Regions from separate parts of the Homo sapiens genome. Here region 2 is linked to region 1. Evidence: chromatin contacts called from ENCODE Hi-C or POLR2A ChIA-PET data. All regions are on one chromosome and are shown on one strand. Each heading gives the region's core, a stretch centred on a gene start or an enhancer-like site at or near the end of the contact. The rest is flanking DNA. Distances are from core to core; before and after follow the strand shown.

What was found. Hi-C counts contacts between places; a loop is a spot of excess contacts on that map. ChIA-PET counts read pairs that join two places held with the same protein, here RNA polymerase II (POLR2A). Pooled maps may share reads with other maps.
Region 2: a loop to region 1 is called in a map of adrenal gland, with 2.5 times the contacts of the local background. The contact joins two enhancer-like sites. A Hi-C loop is called at or near these places in 1 of 168 maps with a recorded cell type or tissue (adrenal gland) and 1 of 50 pooled maps. POLR2A ChIA-PET finds 5 or more read pairs at or near these places in 1 of 52 experiments (MCF 10A).

Annotation. Positions count from the first base shown.
Region 1 is chr13:74,572,609-74,579,136 of GRCh38, reverse strand. No RefSeq gene overlaps it. Among named protein-coding and RNA genes, the nearest start is that of LINC00347, 23 kb to the right of the region's middle. RefSeq lists an enhancer at 3,665-4,178. Within about 2 kb of position 3,261, at least 4 of the 41 ENCODE cell types and tissues checked have a DNase peak (open chromatin) inside an H3K27ac peak, as active enhancers do.
Region 2 is chr13:74,823,238-74,829,765 of GRCh38, reverse strand. It overlaps the pseudogene RIOK3P1. Among named protein-coding and RNA genes, the nearest start is that of LINC00347, 270 kb to the right of the region's middle. Within about 2 kb of position 3,950, at least 2 of the 41 ENCODE cell types and tissues checked have a DNase peak (open chromatin) inside an H3K27ac peak, as active enhancers do.

The sequences.
Region 1 (6,528 bases), core at 2,012-4,511:
AATTTCACAAATCTGGAGTCCCACCTTGTATTAGTCCATTTGCACGCTGCTGATAAAGACATATCTGAGACTGGGAAGAAAAAGAGGTTTAATTGTACTTATAGTTCCCCATGGCTGGGGAGGCCTCAGAATCATGGTGGGAGGCAAAAGGCACTTCTTAACATGGTGGCAGCAAGACAAAATGAGGAAAATGAAAAAGCAAAAACCCCTGATAAAACCATCAGATCTCGTGAGACGTATTCACTACCACTAGGACAGTATGGGGAAAACCGCCCCCATGATTCAAATTATCTCCTATCAGGTCCCTCCCACAACATGTGGAAATTATGGGAGTATAATTCAAGATGAGATTTGGATGGAGACACAGAGCCAAACCATATTACACCCCACATAGGTTGTGAGTAATGTACAGGCTGGCTTTGGACACTTGTAATGAGCAGTGTTGTTTCAACATCTCACACACTCCACATGTCTTCCTTGGTCCAGAGGGAAGGATTTCTCTAATCCTCCTTTCATGGAGTAGGCAACCCTTCCTAAGTCCTGGCCTTATGCAAGAACATCATTTCTACCCCCTTTCCTTGCACAAGTTCCTTGTCATGCCTTTGACCCTGCATGGGCAATGAAATTTCAGGCCTCGGCATTGGGCTTGTGACTGAAACTTACATCACCCCAAAGCTGCCCCAGTGTAGGCTCGTATGCAGACTTCTCAAGCTTTGAGTTTCCTCTTTGCATCTGAAGATTCCCATTATTCCTTTCATAGATAGATAGATAGATAGATAGATAGATAGATAGATAGATAGATAGATAGAATATTATACAACATATCTACATGTTAGAGATTACAGGAGGTAGGGCAGTCCACTTTATCCCCTCCTGCCATAGTGCTGGAAACAGATGTCTGGTGTACTTCTGTCCTTCACTGTTGTCTGTAGCTCTTTTCACTCCTAACCTCTGCCAGGTAAACTGGGCATTTTTATCATTACATAGCCAGTATGGTGAAGGTCCTGGCTAATGATAGGAACTATTAAAAAAAAAAAATCTTGCATTTTATTTCCCAAGCTTAGAACTGGACTAAATTTTAACAAGGACCAACACAACTTTGCTACTCTTATTGAATCCTTTGACACATCACAGCCTTCTCTACCATAGTTAGACACAGACCAGCACTTTGCAAGTCAAGTAGCTTTGGCCCTCTCCTAATCCAACCAGAAGCAGGAAATCCCAGTGTGTTCCTAAGATGGTCTGTAAAATTGTCAGTGGTGTTTCAAATACTCACAAGATTAAGATTGTTTGATTGAATTACAAAAAGTATTTCAGATTTAAAAATATGCTTTTATAAGAAAATAAACACAGTTCAGTTGTATTTAAAATCGTAATGTATTTTTATCAAGTACACACCGTTCATCCTAAGCATGCTCTGTTTTCACTAATTTGTAGTAGGAACCCAGCACAGCATAAACTGGCTTTGCTTCAGATGTCTTTGTTCATCAGTGGGAAAATAGTCATCAGGATATTCAAAAAGGCATCAAAATTTTCAGAAGCACCAAAAGGGACCTTTGTAGTGATTCTAAATTTTCCATGGATTTCCTCTCAGTGGTTGTAAATATCCTTGAAAGGCCATATGAATTGTATCACAGTAGTTCAGGGGGAATGTTTGCTTATTTCTCAGCTGAGATATTTCTGTAAACAATAGGTCCCCATGAGAAAGCCAGATCCCTAATGTGGCTGATAATAGTTTGCTATATTTGCCAAATTGGAGAGTTTGGCAACATTATTTTCATTCTCTAACAGGAACTATTTCTTCCTTTGAGAGAACGAAATTATTTCAGAGTTGTATGTGAAACCAACAACAAGATGTTCACTTTGGGCCCCACAGTTTAAGAGACCTTTGGGTCATATGTTTTTATTATGCTTCCACGTCCTGTATTTAATACCTACTGAATTGAAGGTCTATGGCTAAAGTCAGAAGATGTATGGGTTCTATTTTGAACATTTTGCCTATACACTACAAAACTGATTTTCTTGGCTTCAATGAAATAGTCCTAGTTTTATGTTTCCTCTTGAGCGAGTATAAGCATATTCATTTTGAAAGCATCTAGGACAGTATTTACTAAGTAGCATTTTTTAGAGAGAGACACTAGTTTAGGCACTTTCACAAGCAGTGTATTATTTAATCTGAACCTATTCCTTTTGCAGGAGTGTGAAAGAAACATCAATCCAAGCTGTTAATTTTTAATGGCCAATTCCATTATCTCTTCTCCCATAATTTGTCTGCACTTTTTCTTTGCCTCCCATTCCCTAGCGCTAAAGTTCTCATTCATACCTTGGTCGGAACACACACATCAAGTGGCTTTGACACTCAGGTGCAATTACCAGTGATGCATTTGCCTCCATGCAAATGTCAGGATGTAGCAGCAGAAAGGTTACCTCCTTGCACTGCAGGGATAATCACTCTGTGAAGTGCCAAAGCTCTATTCACTTCATGTCCTTTTCAGATCCAATTCGAGGTTTCTCGCATCCGTCACAGAAACTGAGCCCTAAATCTGTGTCTCCTGGGACAGTCACACTAATTGGCCATCCCAGGTTTTGTTTTCTCTTAAGGTTCAGGAAGAGATGTTCCCATATGGAAATAGGAGGTTGGTCTGACTTATTGGGACCCATTCTTGCAGGGTGTTTAACCTTCAGGCTTTGGAGTGGTCAGTCATCTAGTTGACGTCTCAGGGGTTGAAAGTCAGGGGAAAGTGCCATCTGGATTCATTATGACTGTCTAGAATCTCTATCTCTTTCAGCTTGTGAAGGTCTCATCTCTTTGTCCTAATCTTTAATTATCCCATTAAGAGGAACAGGTGAAGCAAGGGGCGCTTCTGGGGTCTTTGGGAGAGAGAGTGGGAGATAGGAAAACAAAGAGACAGAGGGAGAAGATGAAGAAGAGCATTTGGGCTCTCCTTGTCGCTGCTGTTTTGCTCATCTCACCAGTTTGGAAAAGGGGGTAGGGACACACATGCTGGCTTTCTCTCCAACGCAGCTGAGACCTTTATGAAATCACTGCAGAGGCAGGGGCGGCAAGGCACTATTTTTATCTCCAAATTGATTCAGCTGCAGTCGCTGCTGTGCCTCTGACTTCATTGCTTCCCGGCCCTCCCCCTCGCTGTCCCCACTCCCAGCTTAGCCCGATTTGGAGACTTATCTTCAGCTTCCTGCGCCGCACCCTCCCCCCTCCTCCACGGCCTGGGGCCGGGCCGGGGCGGGCGGGCTCCTGCCGGATACTGATAGTGACAGCAGCAGATCGTGCCGCGGGCGCTGACGTCCCGCGGAGGCGCGCGGCCAGGCATCCGCGAGCCTCTCCGGGCCGCGCCAGCATCTAATTGTTCACTCTCCAATTTTCCCTGCCCTTGGGAACAGGGTTCCACAAAGAAATTTCATCAATTGAAATGCTGCACGCCTGAACATTTGCCAAATGTGTCCCATCTGACTAAGGTCTATGCTTTCAAATGTTGTTGCTAGGAAGAAAGGACATTTACACGCTGGGCTTGTCATCTTCCCTTCCTCCTAGGTTGATGTGGCTCCAGACCGAAGCTCCTGGAGAGAGTGGCTCGCCTCAAAGGACCGGAAGAGATTTTCTTGTTTAGGGAGGCAGAGGGACAGGGCGGGTTATACCACCCACCCTTGTTTTGCAGGTGAGGTTCCGAGTTGCCTCTCTTCTCCCTCTCTTTGAGATGCTGGGAGCTCTTCCAAAGCCGAGTGGTTTTCTGTTTCTCTCCATCCCCTGTGCCTAGAAAACAGGGGACTAGTCTTCAGAAATATTTGTTACAAGGAGCTCACAGAGTGTAGGCTCATTTTAAGTACAAACAACCTACCATTAGGAAAACAAAAGGATGTGTCAGTGGGCTGAAGATCCGGTGTCCCAGCAACTCCTTGGTTAATTGTCTGAACTCTCTGATTTCACATGGGCCTGACAGCACCCAGTGGAGACAAGTGGCAGGGCTGATTGAGTAAATGAGTGATGGAGTGACTGTCACTTGGGACAGGCAATGATAGTCTGTCTCTCCCCAAATGTTTTGTGTGTGTCAACGTTGTAGGAATGCTAAACTAGATCAAATTCCACCAGAAGGAATCTATCACCTAATAGGGAAGATGAGATATAAGCAAATCCAAAATGCAACTTACAAAACCAATGCCAAGATAGAGTTAAAGAGAAGATGATGAGAAAGATGTCCAAGGAAGGGCACAAATGGAGGCTTTTAGGATAACCTGACCTATGTACTGGATAATGATAAATGGGTATTATTTGAACATAAAATGATAGCGAAGAACAATATTCTAGGCCTGTGGTGGTGTGCAACATGGTAGCCACTATCCATGTGGACATTTAAATTTAAATTGGTTAAAATGGAATGAAAAATTCACCTCTTCAGTCACACTAGCCAATACTCAAGTACTTGATAGCCATGTGTGGCTAGTGGCTACTATATTGGAGAGTGCATATCAGTTTTATCATTACAGAAAATTCTACTGAATAGTGCTGCTTTTGAGGAAGAAAACAGCATGAACAAAGGCACTGAGGTAGGAAATCTCAGGATAAGTAGAAGGATCACTCAATAGCTTGGAGTGAGTGGAACAGCAGATGAATAAAAGGAAGCAATCGGAAATAAGGGGACCAGAGGAAGCAGGCTACCAGATATGAGGTTCAAACATTACATGTATTTTGCAGGTAATAGGAATCCTTAAGGTCTGAAAGCGGAAAAATGATATGATCAGAGCTATGCTTCTGAAATATAAATATGAACACCAAATATAAGAGTTTTTTGAGTGTCTTTTAGTTTTCAGAATCTGTACGCACCTATTATCTTGTTTAGTTCTCAAAACAAGCCTGGGAATAGGCAGAACAAATATAGGGGGAAAAAGCTTGCAAGGGCATGAGTGACTTGGCCAATGTCACTAGGGAGACAGAAAAATACTGAAAAGAGTCAGAAAAAACAAAAAATTCTTCCAGCTGTGAAAGACAACCTCCTTCCTCCACCACATTGCCCCATTGGTGAATTTTCCTTTTTATAACAGGAGCTCCTGATACACATTACATTCCCTTCCAAGAGGTGAATTACAGTATTAGATTACTGATAACCCTGAAGAGGAGGCAAAAGGCCATGTGACAAAGTGGCTTCAAATATGACATCGGTAAGACACAATCACAACAACAAATTGGAACCATTTAAAAGAAAAGCCTAAGGAGGATTTACTGTCCCCACCAAGGCTGCCTTAGGCTGTGTGCGCGGCGCCCCCTGGAGTTGGTCACCCACAGAAGCCCAGATCATCACCAGCGGGAGAAGAAAGCAGGTCTCATCTAAACGCAGAGGGAAAGATAGAGCTGAGAGAAGTTTCTGGTCCCTTGACAGAGCAGCTTGGGCCTGCCTGGGAACACTATTAAGAAGAAAGCACAGCGCAGGTATTCCAGAAGAGAAAAACTTGGAGATTCTCAAATCATACTTCATGGTTGACTTTGAACTCTGTGTTTGGGAAGATGAGCGTGAATCAGGCCATCAGACCAACTTACGATTGCTTTCTAGCCTCTGCATTCTAGCAGAGATAAGCTAATTAACTTCTCTGACTCTAAATGTTCTCATTTATAAAATCTATAAAATATAATAAATATCAGGATTGTTGAGAAGATTCAATGTGAGATGTATGATGTGTACAACATGCGAAGTGGTACAGTACGTACCCAATACACATAACTTTTAACTCTCCTGAAGACAAGTGTGTGATTTTTAAAACATACGTAAAAAGGCAAATGGGATCTTGCGGTTCCAGACCAGAAAAGTGAAGAACATTTATCAGACTGCAATAAAGTCTGTATTTCAGGTCCCCAGGAATTATTATCCCTCTCTTGGAAAAAAACAAAATTTTTTCCACCTCCCGAGTGAAAAACAGTAAATTTACAGACAGAATATTATCTGTTTCCTTGCCATCCATCCAGCTGTGGAGTTGAAATACAAACTGAGTTCGGGCTTCTGAGAGAAGGTTTATATGGATTTAGTAAGGTGCAAATCCCAGCCCAAAGGTAAAATTTGATATCCGTCACTGATAAAAATGCATTGCTTCAGGCCTGAACTTCTGTCTCCTCCTGCTTTTAATCCTGCTTTCTTTCTAAACGCCAATCAGTGGAGCAAATATTACCGGTCACCTCATTCCCTACATGTTATTACCTCTTTTATACAGTTTGGCGGTATATTCTGGGTATAAATAAGCTACAAATATTTATAGGGCAGGTCCCTCTTCGAGTTGCAAACATGTAACAATCACAACATAGAATGTCAAGAAGTCCTAACTATTTTTCTTTCTTGGTTTCTTCTATTTGGGGAAAAGGTTTTCTTCTAATGCTCATCAGAACAGCTGCCTCTCCCAATCCCTTAAGTAGCAAAGTAAATGGAAAAAGAACATTCTCAAACAAGCCAAATCAAGACCATCGTTTTCAAAGGATTTTTAAAAAATGAAGACAACGATATTTGAAGCAAGAGAAACAAATGCCTT
Region 2 (6,528 bases), core at 2,701-5,200, 250 kb before region 1:
TGGTATAAAAAAGTGTACATTCATTACATAACCGCTGCATCAAATGAAGAGTTTGTTAGTAGGTTTCTTCCATTCCTTCACTACTGAGCTTTACTTCTTTTAATTTAGGGGCTGGAACATAATCATGGCCAATAAAAGACATAACTAAAATGTATTTCTTGCACTCAAGTTGTATAACTGTTGGATGAGGAATTCTAGTTCTCTGCATTCTTGAGAGATTGTGGATTTCGCTTTCTGCCCACATGTGAATAATCTTATGTGGACTTAGTTTACTGAGGTGATCTTGAAACCTAAGATCATCTTTAACTTATTTGTCATGAATCTTCCACTCATTAAGGGTTGTTGTAAATACCATGATGGCACATTCTGTAGGTATAACTTTACTATATTTCTTTTCATCCTCCGTGCTCTTTCTGTATACATGAAAGACAATAGATTTCTCTCCTGTACTAATAGTCAATGATTGTCTCAAACATTCCAGAGTTGACCATTTTTACATAAGAAAACATGTCTCAGGATCAACTGCATTTTCTTCCGTAGAATGCTCCTTTTTCTTGTGGAGGCAGGCACTTTGCTGTTCTTCTGAGTAGGCATGGTGTTTTGAAGCATCAAAAACTTTGTTTGGTAGTTTTAAATCCATTCTGTCTTCTACCTGAAATGCAGGTGCAAAATTTTCCGTTCTTGCTGGATTCTTTCTCCCACATACTACTTCATGATGTTTGGTGGCAATGCCTTTTCCTTTTCCAATAAAACCCTTTGTGGGAGTGGGAACTGGTTTTGCTAGTCAGTAGAGATCATCATGAGTATCCTGCCAATCAGCCTCACCTTCAGAGCTATCACTGTCTTCATCAGGATGCACTTTTCAATAATTTTCAAAGGACATGGAAACTTTTCTATCTCCACTGAATTTTCTTTTCTTTATGTCTAATTGTGCATCATATTCTTTGCCAAATTCCATGTATAATATCTGAGCCAACATTAGGTCACTGGAAGTGTCAATGTTTTCTTCAGTAATAAATGGTCTTTTAGCAACAGCTACTTGAGGAAAAGTGACAGTTTCTTCCCCTAACTGCAGTTCTTTGACCAACTGTTCACTCATTATATCAGCCAAAGAACAAGATATTGTCATTTGAAGGGTAGCCCATGGACAATTCCTGAGTCCCCAGGCCACTGCTGGCTTGGGCTTAGGCAATGTCACTTCCGCCAGATTTTGGAGGGGAAGAAGTTCAGTAACAAGAACAGAGCACAGAGGTGGTAGGACAGGAAGCAGGCTCTACCAAGGAGATAGGTGGAGCCAAGGTAACCAGAACTGAAGTGACAGATCCATCTCACATTTTTATGTGATAAAGATAGTTTCTATCCCTAAGCTTCATGAATGAACCGCTGCCAGCTTCAGGTTTTCTCCTTTGCATCTTCCTCACCTCTCTCAGCCTTTACAGAATAGAAGAGAGTTAGGGCCTTGCTCTGGATTAGGCTTTGGCTTAAGGGGATGTTGGTGCTAGTTTGATCTTCTATCCAGACAACTAAACTTTCTCATATCAGCAATAAAGCTGTCTTGCTTTCTTAACATTTGTATGTTCACTGGAGTAGCACATTTAATTCCCTTCAAGAACTTTTCTTTTATATTCACAACTTGGCAAACCGTTTGGTGAAAAAAAATCTAGCTTTTGGCCTATCTTGGCTTTCAATATGCCTTCCTCATTAAGCTTAATTATTTCTAACTTTTGATTTAAAGTGAGAGATGAGTCACTCTTCCTTTTACTTGAGTATATACACCATTGTAGAGTTTTTAATTTGTCTCATTTCAATATTGTGTCTCAGGGAATAGGAAGGTGCAAGAAGAAGAGAGGTGGTAACAGCCAGTTAGCGGAGCTGTCAACACACACACAACATTTACCTACTGTTTTTGCCATCTTATATGGGTGGGGTTCCTGATACCCAAAAACAATTGTAATAGTAACATCAAAGATCACTTACCACAGGTCACCATAATAGATATAATATTAATTTTAAAAGTTTAAAATATTGCAAGAATTACCAAAATTTGACACAAGTGTGTACATGACATTGGAAACATGGGGCTGATAGACTTGCTCACTTCAGGGTTGCCACAGTGTCTGTGAAGCACAATAAAGTGAAGTAGAAAACAATGGAGGTATACCTGTAATTAATGTTCACTGTGTAATCCAAATGGAAATTAAATATAGGGGTTCACAAGCTAAATACATCTTAGAGACCCTTTAATCCAAGGAGGTAAGAGGAGAGAGACCATCCACTTGGTAACCAGAAAGGTATATATATACCTTTAGTGTGTTCTTTTTCCCCTAGACTCAACTGGGAATAATGTTTAATCACATGTTTTTTCTTACATGCCTAGTTTGAATAACAGTTATACAACTGTATGCTACTTGCAGCTCTTGATCTTCATTATCAACATTTAAGTGTTCTTTGGGGGCTGTTTTAAGACATGCTTTACATTATGGATATTGATGTCACCTCTTTTTCATCCTCTGATTGAAGCTGCAGCCTTCCTTAGATAATAAGATTTTCCAAATTCTAACCTCCAGTTAGATGCAAATCAGAGGTTTTTGGGGGCATGTACCATGTCTTGTTTTATAGTTAAACAAGTTAAATAATTAGTGTCTTAGTTCGAGACGCTGTAACAAAGTACGATAAACTGGGTCACTTATAAACAGCAGAAATGTATTTCTCACAGGCCTGGTGGCTGGAAGTCCAAGATCAGGGTGCCAGCATGCTGAGTTCTGGTGAGGGCCCTCTTCCAGGATGTAGACTGCCAGTTTTTCATTGTAGTTTCACATAGTAGAAATTGATTGAGCTAACTCTATTTGCCTTTTTATGAGAACACTAATTCCATCATAGGGGTTCCATCCACCCTCATGACCTAGTTACCTCCCAAAGGGCTCACCTCCTAATACCATTCTGTTGGGGGTTAGGGTTTCAACATATGAATTTGGCAGTGGGGTACGTAAACACACAATCCATGATAGCAGAGTAATGGTGAATTCTCCCTGTTTGCATTTAAATGGTTTGTAAAATCCCTCTAGGTGAAATAGCATATTGTATGGAATCATAGGAGGAGATTTTAGCATGTGAGCCACAGTGAGACAGAAAGCACATAGGATTTGTGTTAAGACAGACATGAATTCATTTCTTAGCTCTGCAAAACAGGGCTGAAGTTTCCTGAACCTTCTGAATTCCAGCAGAGAAAATCTGGTCCTAAACCAATTATCTAGTTACATCTTTATCTATAGAATATATATCAACTTGTCTGCTTCAAGAAATTAAATTGGGACAATTGACACTGATCATCAGCTGCTTTCTGTAAATCAGTAAAACAAAATTATTACTTTTTTCTTAAATTCAGACATTATTTGTATTATATAGATCTTACTAATTTTCCTCCAAATTTAGTATTGATTTGTATGATATTGAGCAAATTAATATGCTATACCAGCATATCAAATCTACCTTAGCAAAATTTGACAGATCATCTTTTAATGTTTTGCTACTCCTGCTTAACAATCCTCAGTATCTCTATTGTCTCATACCTGCATTTGTCCTCTGGGTGAAGGTAGATTAAGGCATAGGGAGAATCCTATTTTCTGGACTTTTATTTCTTTATTTCTGACTCCATCATACATCAAACCATCAATATGTAAAGTTCTTTGTGACAGTTTTTGAATCATTCCATGTCTGCATTTTGACAGCAGGAATAATGGTTTTAATGACAGACACTCATCTTCCCAGTAAGTAAGAAAAGATGGAAATGCAATGTTTCTCTTTACTTTATGAGTGTATTGTTATTTGTCATTTATTAACATTGTTTTGACTATTCTCATCATGAATCATTTTTCATGAGCAGACTTTATTCTTTGGCAACACATCTCCCATTTCCTGTTGAGAAATCCCCTCTGGGAGACATTAATTCAGCTACTGAGGGACATTCTGTTTCCTTTTACAGGCAATGACTGCACAGCCTGCAAGAGGCCTGTTTTGGACATTAGTTGTTAATGTAAGTAATAATGATAATGAATTGCCTACTTGAATGTTGTATACATATGTCTAAAAGGGTTGCCTTTTAAAAATAGATAATGAATAGAATAGGCTTTGGACAAATGTGATCTCTGAATGAAGGCATCTTCTTGTTTATTAACAGCCACAGGTGTTCTGAGTCCATGTCTTCCAGGCCAGTGACCCTGATTGTAAAGGTCACTTTACATACTGTCATTTCATGACTTCTGGCTTTCTCATGATGGATTAAAACAACAAAGGAATCAGAAAGAAAAAAAGGGAGGGGGAGCTGATGGGAGGCAAACTCAATGAGACATTGCATTGCTTTTTCTGTAGTCTCTGGTTCCTGGTGAGAGGTGAGAGCAGCATCCTGGTGGCCTCCTGTAGAGATGGGGGCTGTTTGGCCGAATCCCTCTCTCTGCTTGATCAGCTCACAAAGAGCTTGTGTGCGCTATGCTGGTAATCCAGCTCATCTGTTTCATCTGCCTCCTGTGAGATAGGGGAATAAAAAATAGGTAAAATACTCTAGAGAAGCTTGAAATGACTGATGACATTGTCATGTGGTATCACTTGGGCTTGCATATTAAGTCATGCTTCCCTCTGCTATGTCTCCCACTTCTGGAAAAGAATTTAAAATCAAACAGGATAGCTTGATAGGTAGAAAGCAGAAATGTGTACATTACAGGTTAAATCTGACTTTTTTCTCTGGGAGAAATAAACTAAGAACATGAAAATCGGGGCTCACAACCCAGGTTTTCCTTAGCAGGACTGATTTTGAGAAAGTTGGAGTTAGAAAAATCTATGCCCTGTGCTTTGGGTCTGTACTGTTTTCAATATTACAATACAATTTAATGTATAATGTCTATGTGTCATTTAGTTGTTCTTATGTTCCATGAATTAATTTATTATTCAAAAACAATGTCAATTATTTTTACCCAGTTTACAAGTGACATAGAATTTGAGGAAAAAGAGTAAAGCACAAACTTATTTGAAAATATAAAGTTGGGATGGAGTCAAACTCTGAATGGATCTGAACATTGGGCATTTTCTGAGGATTGATGACCAGCTAGGAGGAGTTGATGGTCCTTGGCTGAAACTTGGGCCATTAACTCTAGCCAGTCATTAATTGCCTGGAAATGTCCTGGGCTGAGGTCATTATTGCTATTATAAACTGAATTAATGCCCTGTGCTTTAGCCAATAAGATTATTTGAATTATCTTTATTCTCCATTCAATTTATAATTATAAAAATGTACCAGAGGCAATCAGACCAGATGATAGATTAATCACATGCAAAATTACATTCTAAATGAATTGTTGTGGATTCATACAGCTACCCAAAGCATTTGAAGAAGTTGATTCCTCTGTGTTGGCATTTATTGAAGTTGATTTGCTAAGCTGCACCCCAGTTCCTCTACCCTACTTCCTATCATTGGTTCAAATTCAAGTAAATACATTGAATGAGATTTTCAATTCACAATGTATAGATTCAACTTCCTGGAAGATATAATAGTTTGATTTTGAGGTATGAAAAATTGGGATGGTGGGCATGGGGATAGCAGAGTGGGTAGATGTGGGAAGAATATAAGTCCATGAATAAAAAGCTATATAAAACCTAAAACATATATACACAGACACAATTGCTTGACTTTGTGTCGTATTTTGCAGCCTTACAATTATTTTTATATTCATTATTTAACTTTACTCTTTCAGTAACATTTTCAGTGAAGTATGGCAGATATTATGATTCCATTTTATATAGGAGAAAATTGAGGTCTGAACGTTTAAGCAATTTGCTTTGTGTGGCATCTTTACAGATGACCAGAGCTGTCCTCAATCCAAGTTTGTTTCTCCAGTGTTAGTCTATAGCAAGGATCATTATTTTGTCCTGGGATGTTCTTTTAAATTTTTATACTGACAGTGACTCAGTACTACTAATAAGTATTAGAATGTCTTTAAAAGCCTTTTTCAAGGTATGTCCAAACTTCTTGAGTTCTTTGGAGGAAGAGTGCTATAGAACTAACAAGTAATACAGCATTTTGATACTTCAGGATGAGAAGATCCATTTGCTGCTCTATCTTCTCAGGGTCTGCTTGAGTATTTGTTTTGTTCTTAAGCCATTCATATTTGTGTTAACTATAACATAATTAGGTAAATTATTGTATTTATGTGATGTTTTTATATGTCTGTATTCTAGTCTATATGTGGAAAGCCTCTTAAATAAAGAAACCTGCTATGATATAACCAGAATTTTACTGGCATACTACAGCAAGGAAGAACAATTACAAAGAAGTTCTGAAAAATTATTTGCGAATTAATTAACCAAGAAAGAATGAGTTTTTATTGTTTATGGATTGCCCTAAGAAGTTCTTAGGATATGATATCAGAAGCAGAATGAACATTTGGATGAACTGATTTTTCTCTTAAGGCAAGGGTCAATGCAAACTAGATGATATTATGAGCTAAGAAGTATTATGCAAGCCATATGGCATTCTGC